Regions from separate parts of the Homo sapiens genome. Here region 1 is linked to region 2. A link is a loop called in an ENCODE intact Hi-C map of the cell type or tissue named here. Cell type or tissue: heart left ventricle. All regions are shown on one strand.

Region 1 (8,000 bases), 820 kb after region 2:
ACTCATCTTTTTCATTTTATTTTTTATTTCTTACAGACAGAGTCTCACTCTATTGCCCACGATGGAGTATGATCATGATCTATTGCCCACGATGGAGCATGATCATAGCTCACTGCAGCCTCAAACTCCCAGACTCAAGCAATCCTCCTGCCTCACAAATACTCTTTATAAAGGTTAAATTTCAATTCTACTTGAAGGTATAACCAGTTCTTCCATTACTAGTTCTTTTATCACCTAAACCATCCCAACATGTCCTCCACGGTGGGAGGAAGCAATGTTGTCAGAATGGAAAAACCCTCTGTTTTTCCCCTGGACTCCAAGGACTCTTCCAGTTTCTCATTTCTACATTTGGCAAAAATAAGTAGGAGGCCTGCACGCTCATTCATGGCACAAAGTTACCCAGTGGAGGGGCAGTGGGGATGAAACCCAAGAAGAGGAAATCAGACATGTACAGAGGAAGGACCACGTGAAGCCACCTGCAGGCAAACAGAGAGGCCGTGGAGGAAACCAGCCCTGCTGACACTTGGATCTTGGACTTACAGCCTCCAGGACTGTGAGAAAATTAATTTCTGTTGTTTAAGCCACTAGGCTGTGGAACTTGTCATGACAGCCTTGGCAGATTAATATGCAGAGGAGCCACTGTTATCTCCCCATTTACAAATGGTGAGCCTGAGATGTAGAGAGATTAAGATCAAACAGCAAGAAGTCTGCAGACGCGGGACCTGACCCTAGGATCAGGTCAAAATCCACATTCCTTCCTGTAACTGGCTGCTGCTCCTTTGTTCTTTCATTGGCCAAAATGCACAGAGGGGAGGGCCCAGGGAATGGCAAGCACCCTCCCTAGACACCTAAGCACGCATGCACAGTCCCTGGCACCCCAGAGGCACACCGCTTGGGGGAAGAAAAACACACAAAAATAGCTCCAGTCTTGGGTGGAGCTTCAGTACTTTTGTGGTGAGAGGTCTTGCCAGAAACAAGGACCAACACAGCATTGCCTGGAGGGAGGCATTGATGGGGACTGGGGAGGATCCACCAGCTGGGGTCCAGTGTCCCAGTTGGCGAGAAGCAGACCCAGAAGTGACATTCAACCAAGGCCCTGTCAAACTGGAGGAGGCAGGATGGATATACCTCGATGAAGTTGAGTTATCCTGAGACAGAATATTTCCATTGGTTTTCAGATTTAAATAAGCATTAGCTGTGTAATGTCATGTTTCACACACTTGTCAGTATAGAACCTTTGTGTTAGTCTGTTTTCATGCTGCTGATAAAGACATATCCGAGACTGGGCAATTTACAAAAGAAAGAGGTTTAATTGGACTTACGGTTCCACATGGCTGGGGAGGCCTCACAACAATGGTGGAAGGCAAGGAGGAGCAAGTCACATCTTAGGTGGATGGAGTCAGGCAAAAAAGAGAGATCTTCTGCAGAGAAACTCCCACTTTTAAAACCATCAGATCTCATGAGACCCATTCACTATCACAAGAACAGCACGGGAAAGACCTGCCCCCATGATTCAATCGTCTCCCACTGGGTCCCTCCTACAACACGTGGGAATTATGGGAGGTACAAGATGAGATTTGGGTGGGGACAGTCAAACCATATCAACCTTACGTAGGTGTGCAAAGTCCATGCAAGTACCATGGTATAATCTATATTTTAATAAATATGATAAATATCAGCCCATGTATGGAAACATTCTTCAGTATATATAAAAACTCTTGTTCAGTTTTATGCTAGATAATTCTTTTTCTGAGCAACTGGACCAGCCTCTGAACCAATCGTCATCATCCTACCCAGAAAGCATTTTTGCTCCAAGGGATCTTCTAGGGGACATACGTTGGATCAGGACACGCCTCTGCTTAAGCCCTTGTATTAGTCAGTTCTCATGCTGCTAATAAAGACATACCCCAGACTGGGTAATTTATAAAGAAAAAGAGGTTTAAAGGATTCATGGTTCCACATGGCTGGGAGGCCTCACAATCATGGCTGAAGGGGAAACAAACACAACTTTCTTCACATGGTGGCGGGAAGGAGAAGTGCTGAGCAAAGGGGAGGAAAGCCCCTTATAAAACCATCAGATCTCGTGAGAACTGACTTACTATCACGAGAATAGCAGCATGGGGGTAACAGCCCCCATGATTCAATTACCTTCCACAGAGTCCCTCCCATGACACATGGGGATTATGGGAACTACAATTCCAGATGAGATTTGGTGGGGACACAGCAAACCATATCAGCCCCCCATCAGCAGAGAATACAATCCATGCAGCTGTCATCCTGAACCATGTGGTGTTGAACCTGGGGAAGCACCCCAAAGCCCCCACCATCCCAGGCACCTGCCCCCTCTTCTGCTCTTACTTGCACCACCTGCCCTAGCTGCCCCTTCTCACTGGGTCCTTCACAAGTCAGGATGCTCACCCCACTAGGACTTTGCTGGAATGTTCTATCCCAGCTCTCACTATGATCTAATCCAAATGTCACCTCCTTGGACAGGTGTCCTGACCAGAGGTGTTGCCACGGGTGCAAAGTCAACACAGCTGCATGAGGCCCACACTCAGAAGGGCCCTGAGCTTGATTTGATGCTCTCCTGGAGCCATCTTGAAATGTGTAAGTCTGAACACCACCATTCATAGTGACCCTTTTGTTCTTTAGTCCACAGCCCTTTTCCCTCTCTGAGCTGTGAGCTCCCCAGCTCCACAGCTGAGCTGAGAGTGAGCACCTGGCCAGTCTGTCTTGCCACTGTGTCCCCACACTTAGAACAGAGACACAGGGCAAGTGCTCAACAGGCATGGTCTGGCTCCATGACGAAGGAGAGGGGTGCAGTCAGGAGTCAGAAACAGGCAGAAAGGAGCTGATGCTGGCTGGGCCCCGTGCATGGCTTCCGGCTGACTTCTTACACACTGGTAGTCCCTCTGAAGTGAGATACCAACTCTTTCTCTTACAGAGAGAGAAATGTGAACTTGCCATCCCACAGTACATTCATCCCAAGTGAAGAAGGCCAAGTGAGAAACACAAGTGAAGAAACAAAAGCATACCCTGAGTTCTAACATGCCACGCCAGGAGTGTCATCCCTGTACCGCAAACCTCCCTCCCTCCTTTTTAGCAGTGTCCCAGTTGTTGCTGCCATTGAGGGAACCCTCTTTAAACATCCCTATTTAAGCCCGACTGTGCGGGGTTCTTGAGGATAGGTGGGGACAAGGGTGAGCTCCACTGGAGAATCCTGAGAAGGTCTTTTCCAGCTGCTCTGGAAGAGCTTCTGCGAGCCACTGTCTGCTCCTCCTCTCAACATTGTCTGCCCAAACGTGGGTCTCAAACCTACATCTTAGTTCGCCAGCAGCCACCAGTGGAAAGATGGGCCCGAGCGCCGCATGCTGTTGGAGATGGAGCTGTCAGTTGAGTAAATCCCAAAGCCCACCAAGTGAGGGTGGCCAGTTTCCTTGCTGTTGAAGCCCCTTTGGTTGGGCTCTCTGCCACTCAGAGGCAGCAGCTTCGTAAGATGTAATGATCATTTATCTACCCACGAGAGTGCATCAGAGAGATAGAACTTAATTTGCATTTGTCATATATTTTCTTGTATATTCAATAATGTATAATATTTTTAAATAAGCTTTATTTTTCCAAATCTTTTTCTATATTCGTGTCTGAAAGCAGACAACTTTAACGTTTCATCGTTATGTTTGCGATTATGACTGTCGAAACAAACTCATATCACAGGGTCTTTTGTAAGACAGACAACACGGTCAGGAGCGCAGTCCTGCATGCCGCACTGGCCTCCTCTCCTACTCACTTACAACCAGGACAACCTCCAGGACCTGTCTACACCTCTGCTGCTCCAGCTGTCACATGGGACTAATAATGTGGACGCCACAGTGTTCTGTGAGATTAGGTAAACTGATGCTCACACAGAGTTTCTCCAGTGCCTGGTGGGTAGTGAAAGAGCCACATGTATCATTATCACCATTGCTGCTGCCGTTGATATGAACCAAAGAGGAAGAAAAAGTGAAGAGTTGGCCCCTTCCCATGAGCGATCATCTAGATAGGGAGATAGATCATTGTTTTCATAAGATAAAAGATGCAAAAACACATGAATTGCAAACTTCGAGGGATTAAAGTGGAAGCCTCCACAAAGGGCCACGATGAGGACCTCGTGGTGAGATGGACAGAGACGCTCCTGGGAGAGGACGAACTGGGTTTACGAAGACTCTAGAAGAACCTAGAGCCTATGAAGGGTTCAGCCTTTAAATTATCCAGAGGGCAGCTTTTCACATTTTCTGAACAAAGCAGGGACAAAAACAAACAAAGTGTTTCAAGAAAATTTAGTTTAATTTTGACGCAGGTGAGGGCACAGAATCCAGAAGGCAAAGAGACCATTAAAGAGACGTCTTCAATGTCCAGGCTGGAAGGACAAGCTCGGTGGACTGGGGCTTGAATACAGCAATGATGATGATGGTAAAACTACCTCTAATTTCTCTCCCCCCTACTTATCCTCAACTAAAAACTAGCATTTTTCACTCCCAAGACTAGATAAAACACAAAAATTGAGAAAATGTTTAATAATGTAATTCTTTTTTAAAAAAAATAAAGTCGGTCAAAGCTCTTCCAACCACAAGAGGGCGTTCCTGGACCCAGCAGTGGAGCCGGGATTGCCCCGGGCATGGACGGAACTTGCACCAGGGCTGCCCACAGGTCACTTGTGCAAGTGGTTACCTGGGTAGTTACAGAAAGGAAACAGTGTCTGGCATTCACCTGCGCTTTGTGACATCATAGAATCTTAAAATCAAGGAGAGCAGCCTTGAGCTCTTATCAAACCTAAGAACATGTAGACTTATGAGAAGCAATTCAGGATTGGGACTTTTTTTGAGTGACTGCCAGGTGTAGGCAAAGCCAGAAAGCCCTGGCAACCCAAAACTGAAGGATCTGGGGCTTTCTTCCTGCAAGCTCTGCTCAGCGAGGGGCTTGTGCTCCTACAAGCTCTTTGCTACATAAGTCAAGCCAAACTTCCATTTCCCGACATGACATGGCCAAATAAGAGAAGGCCAGGTTACCAGAGATTAAAAATAGGACGTTGCTGCAGAGTCCTGGGACCGGCTGGCAAATGACACAGGAACTTTGGGAGCGCATGGACTCAGGCCAAGCGGCCGTCCTCACCCTCGGCCACCTCAGGGCAGGGACGAAGAGTAAGGTTCGCAGGAGTCCTGCCAGGAAAGGGCTGGGAGTCAGGGAAGGGTGGAGAAATCGCTTTCCTATGAGTCAAGGGACAACAGCTGTCACTGCAAAGGGGAGAAGAGCTGGAAAACTGGATCCAACCTTTCATAGAGCAGTGGCAGCTGAGTCGCAACAAACAAGCAGAAACACGAGGCCCTTAAAAAATACAGTAATTCAGGCGACATCAAAGCGGTGATTAGCACAGCTTCCTGGCGGTCTCTTTCTGTTTATTTATGGCACATTACACATTTTCATGCTATTTTCATAAGGTGTTTCTGCTGCCACAGTTCCATATTTGGGTGACAGAGTGTCTGAGACGTACCACAACTATTGGGCAACTCACCCCCAGCCACACTCGAAGTCAATGGCAACCACAAAAACAACAACCTCCCAAAAAAAGAGAAGCAAAAGAGAAAGTGTTCCAAGTGCTTCTTCCAGCAGCACGGGGACGCCCCTCCTCTGGAAGGAGAAGCAAGTGCATGGCCCTGTTGAGAGGGAGGGTGAGGTGGGGTGCAGGGGCAAACTTCGTCTTGATTCATGTTTGTAGACGGGGGAGATCAATGCCGGATTCTCACTGACATCCTGCTTTTCTTGTACCACACAGCCCAGCCTTTGATGGTGGGGATTAGTCCCAAAATTCTGGAGTTCACCACTCCTCCCGCTACACTGGCTTTATTTCAAATCTCTGTTGGTCCATGTCAACATCAGCGATGGGAGTTGAAAGAAGTAAAACAGTGACTCGTGCATTTTTCATTCTTCTCTTTGCTTCTTTCTTTTATAAAAGGTCAGGAGGATGATGAAAAGGAGACCTTTAGGAAGCAACTGCGACGTTCCATCTCATATCCACTAAAGGAGGTGCATTTCCGATTCAGACAAATTTAGTAACCATTTCCTCCAAGTCTGACTGCTCTTTACAATTAGGCTCCTGGAAAAATACATGTTGGTGTGTTTACAACATGGGAAAAATATGTCATCTCAGCATTCAGTGATAAAGCAGGTATAGGTCCCAACAGAAGCGAGGGTCAGGACAGGCAACGGGAAACATGTGCTCGCTGCTGGGTCCCAGGACTGAGTGACTCAGGAAAGCTGCTCAGACTTATCAGCTCTGATCCCTGGGACTTCAGGCTTCAAGAGATGTGGTTTGACGGGTGAGCTGAATATTCAACATGTCATCACAAGCACCAAATTCAGTGTCACCACTACTATTGGAAGCATTGACTCCCCAGCTCCTCACCATTACATTTTACTTTTCTAAAACATTGGCAACTGACAAGCTTTGGAAACCATCATTGTGTGTTTTTCTCCACCCCACCATTTATAGCCAGTGTCCCCACTTTTAGGTCTGAGACCACTGCCCAGTGGGCCTTTCCCCAAGGTGGGGGATCTAAGGACCCTTGGATTAATCCCAGGCTTTGTCTCCCACAAAAGCTTCCAAGACCAGTGCCAACATTCTTGGTGGACACCTGTTCTCTAAGAGCTGGGCTTGAGCCCAAAATGCATCCACACAGGCCACTTAAAAGCCATCCCAAGTTAACTTGGGTCAGAATTTAATCAGCCGTCTACAAATAAAGTCCATCCCATGACTCCACTCTGCAGGCATTCAGTTCTCTACAGCCTCTTATTTCCAGCCATTGCATCAGCCACAAACACACGGTGAGTTGGTGCTTGGCGAATCAGGTCCCAGCAAGACCACACCACCTTTTTCTAAATCTCCAAAGCCAAATTAGTTTGACTTTGGCGAGATCTTGAAGCACAAACATGTTGAAGCAAGAGTTCACGGAAGTGTACGTTTTTGGGTGCTGTCTTCATTCTAATAATAATAGCTAACATTTATTGAATGTCAGGTAATGGCAGTTCCAGGTAATATCTCAGTTAACCCTCCCAGGAGATCTCAGGCAGGTACATTTTTCAGATGAAGACACTGAGGAGCACATGTTTAATAACTTGCTGAGAACCACATGAGAAGTCAACAGCAGGGCCAGCCCCTGAGCGCAGGTAGACTAGATCAACAGCTCACGCTCTTAGCCACCCCACTGTGCTCCTTCCCAGGTGCGAGTCCACTTAACCTAACAAACAACCCGTAAGTGCTGTTTTAGAAATATCAGAAAATCCCTATTTCTTTGATTACAGAAATAGAATTTAAGCAAAAATGTAAAATGAAGGAATTCGTAATTCTCAGCAAAAGTCAGGTCAGTCAAATGCCCCGATATGCCTTCTTCAATTTTGAGACTGTGGTTGCTGTTTCGGTTTATTTCATCGGTGGTGGTGGTGTTTCTCAGGGTCGTTTGAGAATTGTAGGGATGAAAATTTGCAAAACAATTTCTGGGACATGAAAGACAAGAGCTGGGGGTGGGGGTGCTCCGGTGCGGCTCCAGCCCCGGTGCAGGAGTTGTCTGCCCCTTTACCTTGGGCTGCCAGGCAGGCCAGCAAAGCCAAGAAACCCCAAATGCAGTCTTCAAGGCAGAAGCCTGGGGTCAGGGCACTGGCAGGAAATTGAACCTGAAGGCAGAGAAGAGCAAAACCCCTTCTCCAGGGCTTGCAGGCCTCCCTGGTGCACGGTGCCTTTGGGATAAGACACTGGTACCTGTCAGGATGCTCCCAGGGCCCCTGGAACTTAAGAGAGACTCCAGACCTCAGCCACACCAGGGCTTAGGAAGCAAAATTCAGGATGGGGTCCACGCACCACTAGAGGGAGCCAGGGGCACGGGTGTCCACATGTCTTAGGGCCCCCAGATCCGAGGAAGGACTGAGGAGCCCCCACAACAGCTGTAGTCGCACGTTTGCACGTTCACACA
Region 2 (8,000 bases):
TTATATATGCATATATATGTATACATATATATGTAATATATATGCATATGTGTATATATGTAATATATGCATATAACATATATATGCTATATATATGCATAAATATGTTATATATGCATATATGTATGCATAAATGTTATATATGCATACATATATGTGTGATATATATATATGCATACATATATGTGTGATATATATGCATATATATATGCATATTTATACATATGTGTAATATATATGCATGCATATATATGCATATATACATATATGTGCATGTGTGTATATATGCATATACGCATATATGTGTATATATGCATATATGTAATATATATGCATATGTGTTTATGCATATATGCATGTGTTATATATGCATGTGTTATATATGCATATATGCATACATATGTGTTATATATGCATATATGTATACATATATGCATACATATGTGTTATATATGCATATATGTATACATATATGTATACATATGTTATATATGCATATATATGCATACATATATGTATACATATGTGTTATGTATGCATATATGCATACATATATGTATACATATGTGTATGCATATATGTGTTATATATGCATACATATATGTATGCATATATGTACATATGTTATATATGCATATATGTATACATATATTTATATATGCATACATATATGTAATGTATATATGCATACATGTACACATATATGTATATATATGCATATATATGTATACATATATGCATATAAATGTACATAATTATATATATACACATACATAATACATATATACACATATACATATACATATACATATATATGTGTATATGTACATATATACACACGTATATATGTATATGTATATGTGTACATATATACGCATGTATATATGTATATGTATATATATGCATGTATATATACACGCATGTATATATGTATATATACATATATACATATATACACATGTGCACATACACATATCTACATATACTTATGTACACATATATGTGTATATATACACATGTATTTGTGTATATATACACATGTATTTGTGTATATATACACATATGCATATAAATGTATATCCACACATATGTGTATATATGTACGTGTATATGTATATACACGTACATATATGCATATATACACATGTATACATATATACGTGTATATATATTTATATATGCATATATATTACATATATGTATATAAATATTCCATTAGTTCTGTCCCTCTAGAGAACCATTATATATATGAATATACAGATATATATATATGCATATACAGATATATCTGTATATGCATATGTACATATACATATATATATACATATACATATATATATATATGTATATATATATATATATATATTCCATTAGTTCTCTCCCTCTAGAGAATCTTAACTAATACAGTCTGGAAGGGAGAGAATTAGTAAGGCCTGTGGATCACTCCTCTTTCCCCAGTACCACAAAACCTCAGCTTCTTGCAGTTGTGATACTCTGGTAGCTGGTCACCTCCCTTCTCTGTAATAAATTGTATACATTGCTGTTGGAATACAGCACTGAGTGTGTATTGACCTTGCACCAAAAACACTGGTGGCTGAGGGATTAAAATCCTAATCCTGCCTGGCACTCAAATCTCTCCAAATTTGGCCTCAAACAACATTTACAATTCTTAGTCACACATATTCTCCTGCATGTACCCTCAAAAACGGTCCAATGACATGGACATCACCTTCCTCTTCTCAGACTTACCTGTTCTCTCACCTCCAGACACTTACTCAAGGTCTTCCCTCTTCCTGGAACACATGTCCACACCTCTCAGGAATTAGCGATGTTGTCTCCACCCAGCTGGGAGAAATTGCTTCCACCTCTTATACTCTCAAGATATTTAAATGATATAACTTCCAGGGCTCAATCCCTTTCTCTATTATGGAATGGTGGGGGCAGAGGGCAACATGACAAAGCCCAGTGGCTTCTGAGTCCACAGTGAACATGCAGGCTTCATCACTCTCCTTGTGTGACCTTAAACACAACATTTTAACTTCTGTCAGACACAGATCCCTCACTCCCCAAATGGAGATATTAATATCAATCTGACCGAGTTGTTCTTGGGATTAAACGTGATATTTTCTTGTACCTGGTTATGCCAGATGCTCAACAAATTTAAGTTAAACGGAATAACAGCTACAACACTGAGCAACTGTACCGTTCTTAACTGCTTTCTGGATACACGCTTATCTTAGCTTTATAACTGACGTTTGAGAGGAGCTCTGCCGCCATTTCCCTTACCATAGAGATGAGGAAACTGGGGCCAGAGAGATTAATGAGTCCTCCAAGGTCACTCAGCAGCGGAAAGGACAGCTTAACGCTCACTGTCTTGTGTTCTGATTGGAGAATCAGACTAGAGCCAGACCGCGCCTTCCCACAACCCTGTCAGCCTGGAGCCATCTTGACCCAGAAGGACCTCAGGAGAAGGGAGAAAATAGGAGTTAGGCTTTTTTTAGCCCTAGTATGCACATTAAGCAGAAAATGAGGACTTAAAGAAAGAAAACTGAGCCTGGCATGTTCCGGAATATGAAGGCAGCATTGTGGTGCTCTTCTGCAGCGAAGACAGTGCATATCACAGTGCAGACAGGCGTAGAAACAGTCCTAGCCCGTGCTTGCCTGTTTGCAAGAAAACAAATGCCATACAACATGGAAAAACTACACCTTTCTCGCAGTGTCCATTCCAGAAATGTGCAGCTGTGTTCATTGCTTAATTATTCTATCGGGAGAGGGTAGCATTGTGACTAAATCCTGGCCCTTTTTACTAAATGTTTCTCTTTAACTCCTCAGCTGGGAAGAGAGCTCAATGCATCCACCACATTCATCATGCGTTCGACACAGCACTGCCTGGCTGGTCTGCCCTGGCCAACTGGGTCTCCTCCGTGATTTTGTGTCCTTGCTAATGATGAGGGGTGTGCAGTCCTAGTCTTGCTGGCTCAGCCCCAGGGGATATTTAGCAATCCATCTTATCCCTTTCTCATGCAGAGGACATCTAACTGATGTAACTTATTTTTATGACATTAATTTTAGAATATATTTTTTTCTGTTCTAATATAAATATTCATTGGCCAATAATTCAGGAAAAATAAACAATAAACCAGGATAAATGCACAAAATAAAAAAGTGAGCCCACTAAATATATTATTGGAAATATCTATACAAACACTAGAAACGAGGATGATTTGACGTCTAGGTATTTATGAGCTCTTAAAACATTGTTTTCCAGGGGAGGCCTACGCCTGCCTACCTCCTGTTTTACACAGGGAATAGTGGTGTTCTATCTGTGAAACTCTTAGTGTTGGTTCTCTCAGCTCACCCTGTTGGATGGTATCGCAACATTAAAATATCTGTGTCTTCCATGAAAAGACCTCAAATGTATTCCTTTCTCCCCTTCACACAGCCATGAATGCAGCTCAGGAAGCAAGGGGACTTGCAGCCTCATCCCACTGTAATTATTCCACTGGCTTCCAGAGCGTCCTGAGGTTTGCAGGCTCTTTACAGATAGGTTGCTTCCATTTCTCATGCAGTGTGATCCAGCAGCACACCCAACAAGGCTGTGAAGGCAGCTCAGGGCTCGCAGCATCTCCAGTGCTCCACCACAGTCCCGCCTGCGTCGGTAAAACTGCTTAAGGCAGCGCTAATTAATGTCTCCTGCTTATCCTGCACTCCCCTCGCAGGGTATCGGGTCTCAGAATCGACTTCCTGGACTTGTATTCATTCACAATCCAAATTAGCTTAATGCACGACAGAAATCTCATCTCGACCTAGAGGTAGCAGTGAGTCTCTAGGGAGAAATCAAATACTGAGTCAATTTAAAAAAATAAAATAAAATTAGACCTACCGCATCAAATTTATTTCCAGCACCCTTGAGATGGGAAGGAGAGGAGGGGAGGCAGTGACTCTTGGTTCCTGAGAGAAGCTGTGTGTGCACACTTGGAAAAGCAGCTGCCGAACGCATTCCTGGATTTTAACTAAATTACGTTAGTGTCAAAATGCAACGTATGCATTTATTGACAGCATAGGGACAAAGAAAACAAATCGTAAAGCAACAATTTTAGATAATTACCTCAAATTTATCGCCAGTTCTGTCTCCTAGTTTCCCCCTCCGTCTCATGCCTATATTGTTTAAATGTATCAGTTGGTTAGTTCAAATAAAGCACCAAGGCATATTCAACATACCACCTGTGCTCAGGATATATTTCCCTGAGTTCCTGCCAGTCTTTGGCACGTCTGCTGCTGGAAATGAATCAGAATACAGGGAGAGGGCTAATTGACAGGTCTATGGATGCCGAAGGTAAGCTGCGACCTAAAATGAGAACTGTTCCCTTAATGAGAGACAGCAGAAGCAAGTGTGTGGCCGGGCACGCCCGTGCCTCGCCGCGGCCAGCAGATGGCAGCAGAGCCTTGGAAGCCGGCGGGCACCAGGCTCTGTTGAAAATGCACTCCTTCATTTCCATTCATCTTCACTTGTCAGAGTCTTATAAGTGCTTTCTGTAGAACTGACCCTGAAATTGCATCATTTAATCTATAATCATATATTGCCAACATTTCTCCCTTTTACCGCTTATCAATGACATTAATTCAGAGGAAACAGGGACCACTGATAGCTTTAGGCAACTCTGCAAAAAGGAGATATTCCTAACAGGCAGATACACTGCCAGGGACAGCCAGCTTGCCCGAAATAAGGAAATGCATTTTAACAGAAACGGGGGAGCATATGAAAAAAATCATTCACACTTTGTATTTCTTTCTTTCTTTGCTTTTCTTTAGCACACTTTACTTTGCACTCAAACCCGATTTTTGATTTAAGGTTCATTTGCTTAAACAACCAGTTGAATATTTCCCCATATTTAATAAGATTATTTTTTATGTAACATTTTAAAATATTCTTTCTCCAGGATATATAATCAGAAATTGATGTCTAGGATAGAATTTCACATGGTAAAAACTAGGCCCTGTAATACCCCAATTACTTTCAGCAATATCTTAGTGGTCTGATGATTGAAAAGTAGAGGCGTTTCTGGGAAATGAAAAGATTCTGTAGGAGTGATGACTGTCAGCATACATAGATTTAATTCTTTAGAGCTACACTGATGAAATGAAGAAAATACATTATTTTTCTTCTCAAACCTCTCAAAATTTCTCGGAGAGTAAAAGAATGCTTTGCTTATTAGAAAGATTGTCATGATCTGCCAAGACTCTAGATGGTACTATGGATTCACCCTGTCATTTCTATACTAACATTTGTTAAGATTCTTCTTTTTATCCACTTTTTAGGGTGTATGGGATACTTGCATGAGAAAATACACAGAAAAGAGCAGATATAAAGAATAAAAGGCAATGTAAGTTAAATCATGAGAAATTGACAGTGTCTGAAGATGATGAGATAGACGTGTGTCTAATTTTAGACCCCATAGTTAGATTGACTTTTAACTGAGTATAACAGTCAAAAATGTTCTAGAAGTACTTAATGGCATCAAGCTGCCACATTAACGTATTACGCTGAACTGAAAGGAGGTTTTCCTCAAACTCATCAGCAAATAGAAGGAGGCACCATTTGTCAGGAAGCAGGCGCCAGACTCTTCTCTCTGTATCTTGTGTGTGAACGTGTGGTGTAGGCATGTGAGAGTGTGTGTGTGGTGTTGTGAGCTTGTGTTATATGTGTGTGTATGCATGTGTGAGTGTATGATGTTCTGTGTAAATGTGTGGTGCAGGTATATGTGAGTGTGTGTGTGAGTGTGTAGTGTAGGCATGTGTGAGTATGAAGTGTTGTATGTGTGTGGTATAGGTATAGGTGAGTGTGTGGTGAGTGTGTGTGTGTGGTGTGAGTGTGTGTATGATGTGTGTGTGGTGTAGGTCTGTATAAGTGTGTGTAGGTATGTATGAGTGTGTAGTGTAGGCATGTGTGAGTGTGTGGTTATGTGTGAGTGTATAGTGTAGGCATGTGTGTGTGATGTTATATATGTGAGTGTGTGGTATAGGCATGTGTGAGTGTGTGGTGTTTTGTGTGTGTGGTGTTTGTGTGAGTGTGTAGTGTGAGCACGTGTGTATGATGTTATGTGTGAGTGTGTGATGTAGGCATGTGTGTGATGTTATGATTGTGTGTTTTGTGTGAGTGTGTAACTTAGGCATGTGTGAGTGTGGTGTTTTGTGTGAGTGTGTAGTGGTGTTTTGTGTGTGTAGTATAGGCATGTGTGACTGTGTGATGTTATGTGTGAGTGTGTAGTGTAGGCATGTGTGAGTGTGTGATGTTACGTATGAGTGTGTGGTGTAGGCATGTGTGAATGTGTGGTGTTTGTGTGAGTGTGTTTTGTGTGACTGTGTAGTGTATGCATGTGTGTGTGATGTTATGTGTATGTGTGTGAGGTTTGTGCGAGTGTGTGGTGAAGGCGTGTGTGTGTGATGTTATGTGTGAGTGTGTGGTGTAGGTATGTGTGAGTGTGTAGTGTTATGTGTGAGTGTGTGGTGTAGGCATGTGTGAGTGTGTAGTGTTATGTGTGAGTGTGTGGTGTAGGCATGTGTGAGTGTGTGATGTTATGTGTGTGTGCTATAGGCATGTGTGAGTGTGTGGTGTTTTGTCTGAGTGTGTGGCGGAGTTATGTATCTGCATTTGCATTTTAGTCTTCTTTTAATGGAAAGCAGCTCTGTGTTTCCCAATGCCCAAACCCCAGTGCACACATATGTGCCTGCAACACGCCTGGACCCCGTTTCCTCAGTCATACCTGCCATGGGTACTATTTTAAGATCATTCTGTTGCCTTCCAGGCGAACAAAGTGGATACATTGTGCCTCCTGTTGTACGGTGAGGTGAGGAAAAGGAAACCAGGTACAAAGCTGAACTGGGAGTAAGGATGACTATTTACAGAAAATATCCTGTGACTATTTATAGAGCTGTTCAGTCAGAAAAAGGTGATGCCCCGTACCTTACATGGCAATGGCCCTAGGGAAAGGGCTCCCCTCTTTAGCCCTGTTCCGGGCATGCTAAATGGTGGCCCTTGCCTTCACCTTCGCAAGGCATTTAGAACAGGGGTCTTTGGAATGTGCCCCAAGTTCCTTTTCAGGCTCTTTGTTCTGCTATTGCCCACCCACCTCCCTTCCAGGCACCCTCAACCACGAACAAACTTTACCTTTCCGTTCATGGACTATTCTTCCCCTTCCTTCCAAAACGCACACACAGGCACACGCACACACAGCTGTCGTTGAGTGTTCACTGGGTGCCAGATCCCGTCTGTAAACACCGCACTACGTGACCTCAATCTCACCAGACACTGCTCTGCCTCAGAAGACATCATCCCCACGTTACCAAAAACATCACTGGGTAAGCAACTCGCCCCAGGGCTCTCAGCCAGGAATAATGGAAATTAAAACCTATTCTCATCTCATTCTAAATCCTTTGTTGTTAGCAGCTGTGTTAACAGGTCTTGTCATAGTGTAGGAAAATCTATCCTGTTAAAAATGTACATTAACAAAATCCTAATAACCTAAAACCTCTTCCTGGGTCCTTCATCCACTGCCACCTAGTACTGCCTCATCCTCGTCATTAATTCATTAGCAAAACCTCCTGCAGCCCCTGCTTGCTGTGGTCACAGTTTTCTGTGAGCTCACAGCCATGTGAAGGCAGCCACATAAAGCCACTGATAAAACCAAGAGCGCCAATTGTGTGTCTGTGTACTTAGCAGGCCTCCAGCACACATGGCTAAGCTGTTGTGCTCCGTCCGTCTAGAGAATTGTCATGGACAGTCATGCACAGTGCAGCTTCTTTGAAATTAAGGTCTCCATCTCTGTGCGTGTGTCACAGCTATTGTCTCTAAAGTTATGAACCTTTGAGTTTGATGTTTGGAATGTCCCATATCAGGATGTCACGTATCAGATTACACAGCTACAACAGATATATAGAATATACATGTTTGTTGATTTATCTTCCTGTTCCAAAATGAAGAGATAATATTTTTCTTTCCC

Evidence for each region. A loop is a pair of places that touch in the nucleus more often than their neighbours do. Peaks named below come from ENCODE experiments on the same cell type or tissue, not always from the same donor. Only the 100,000 strongest peaks of a DNase experiment are listed, where the experiment ranks them.
Region 1: a loop joins it to region 2, with 27 times the contacts of the local background. A loop is called at or near these places in 22 of 110 quality-filtered maps.

What each region holds. Positions count from the first base shown.
Region 1 is chr6:164,106,571-164,114,570 of GRCh38, reverse strand. No RefSeq gene overlaps it. Among named protein-coding and RNA genes, the nearest start is that of QKI, 700 kb to the right of the region's middle. RefSeq lists an enhancer at 6,160-6,454. In heart left ventricle, CTCF peaks have their summits at 4,399, 4,603 (motif pointing right) and 7,892 (motif pointing right); DNase peaks (open chromatin) are centred at 4,650, 5,150, 5,614 and 7,999; H3K4me3 peaks cover 1,479 bases; H3K27ac peaks cover 4,083 bases.
Region 2 is chr6:164,924,164-164,932,163 of GRCh38, reverse strand. No RefSeq gene overlaps it. Among named protein-coding and RNA genes, the nearest start is that of MEAT6, 110 kb to the right of the region's middle. In heart left ventricle, CTCF peaks have their summits at 4,434 (motif pointing right) and 5,246; a DNase peak (open chromatin) is centred at 4,423.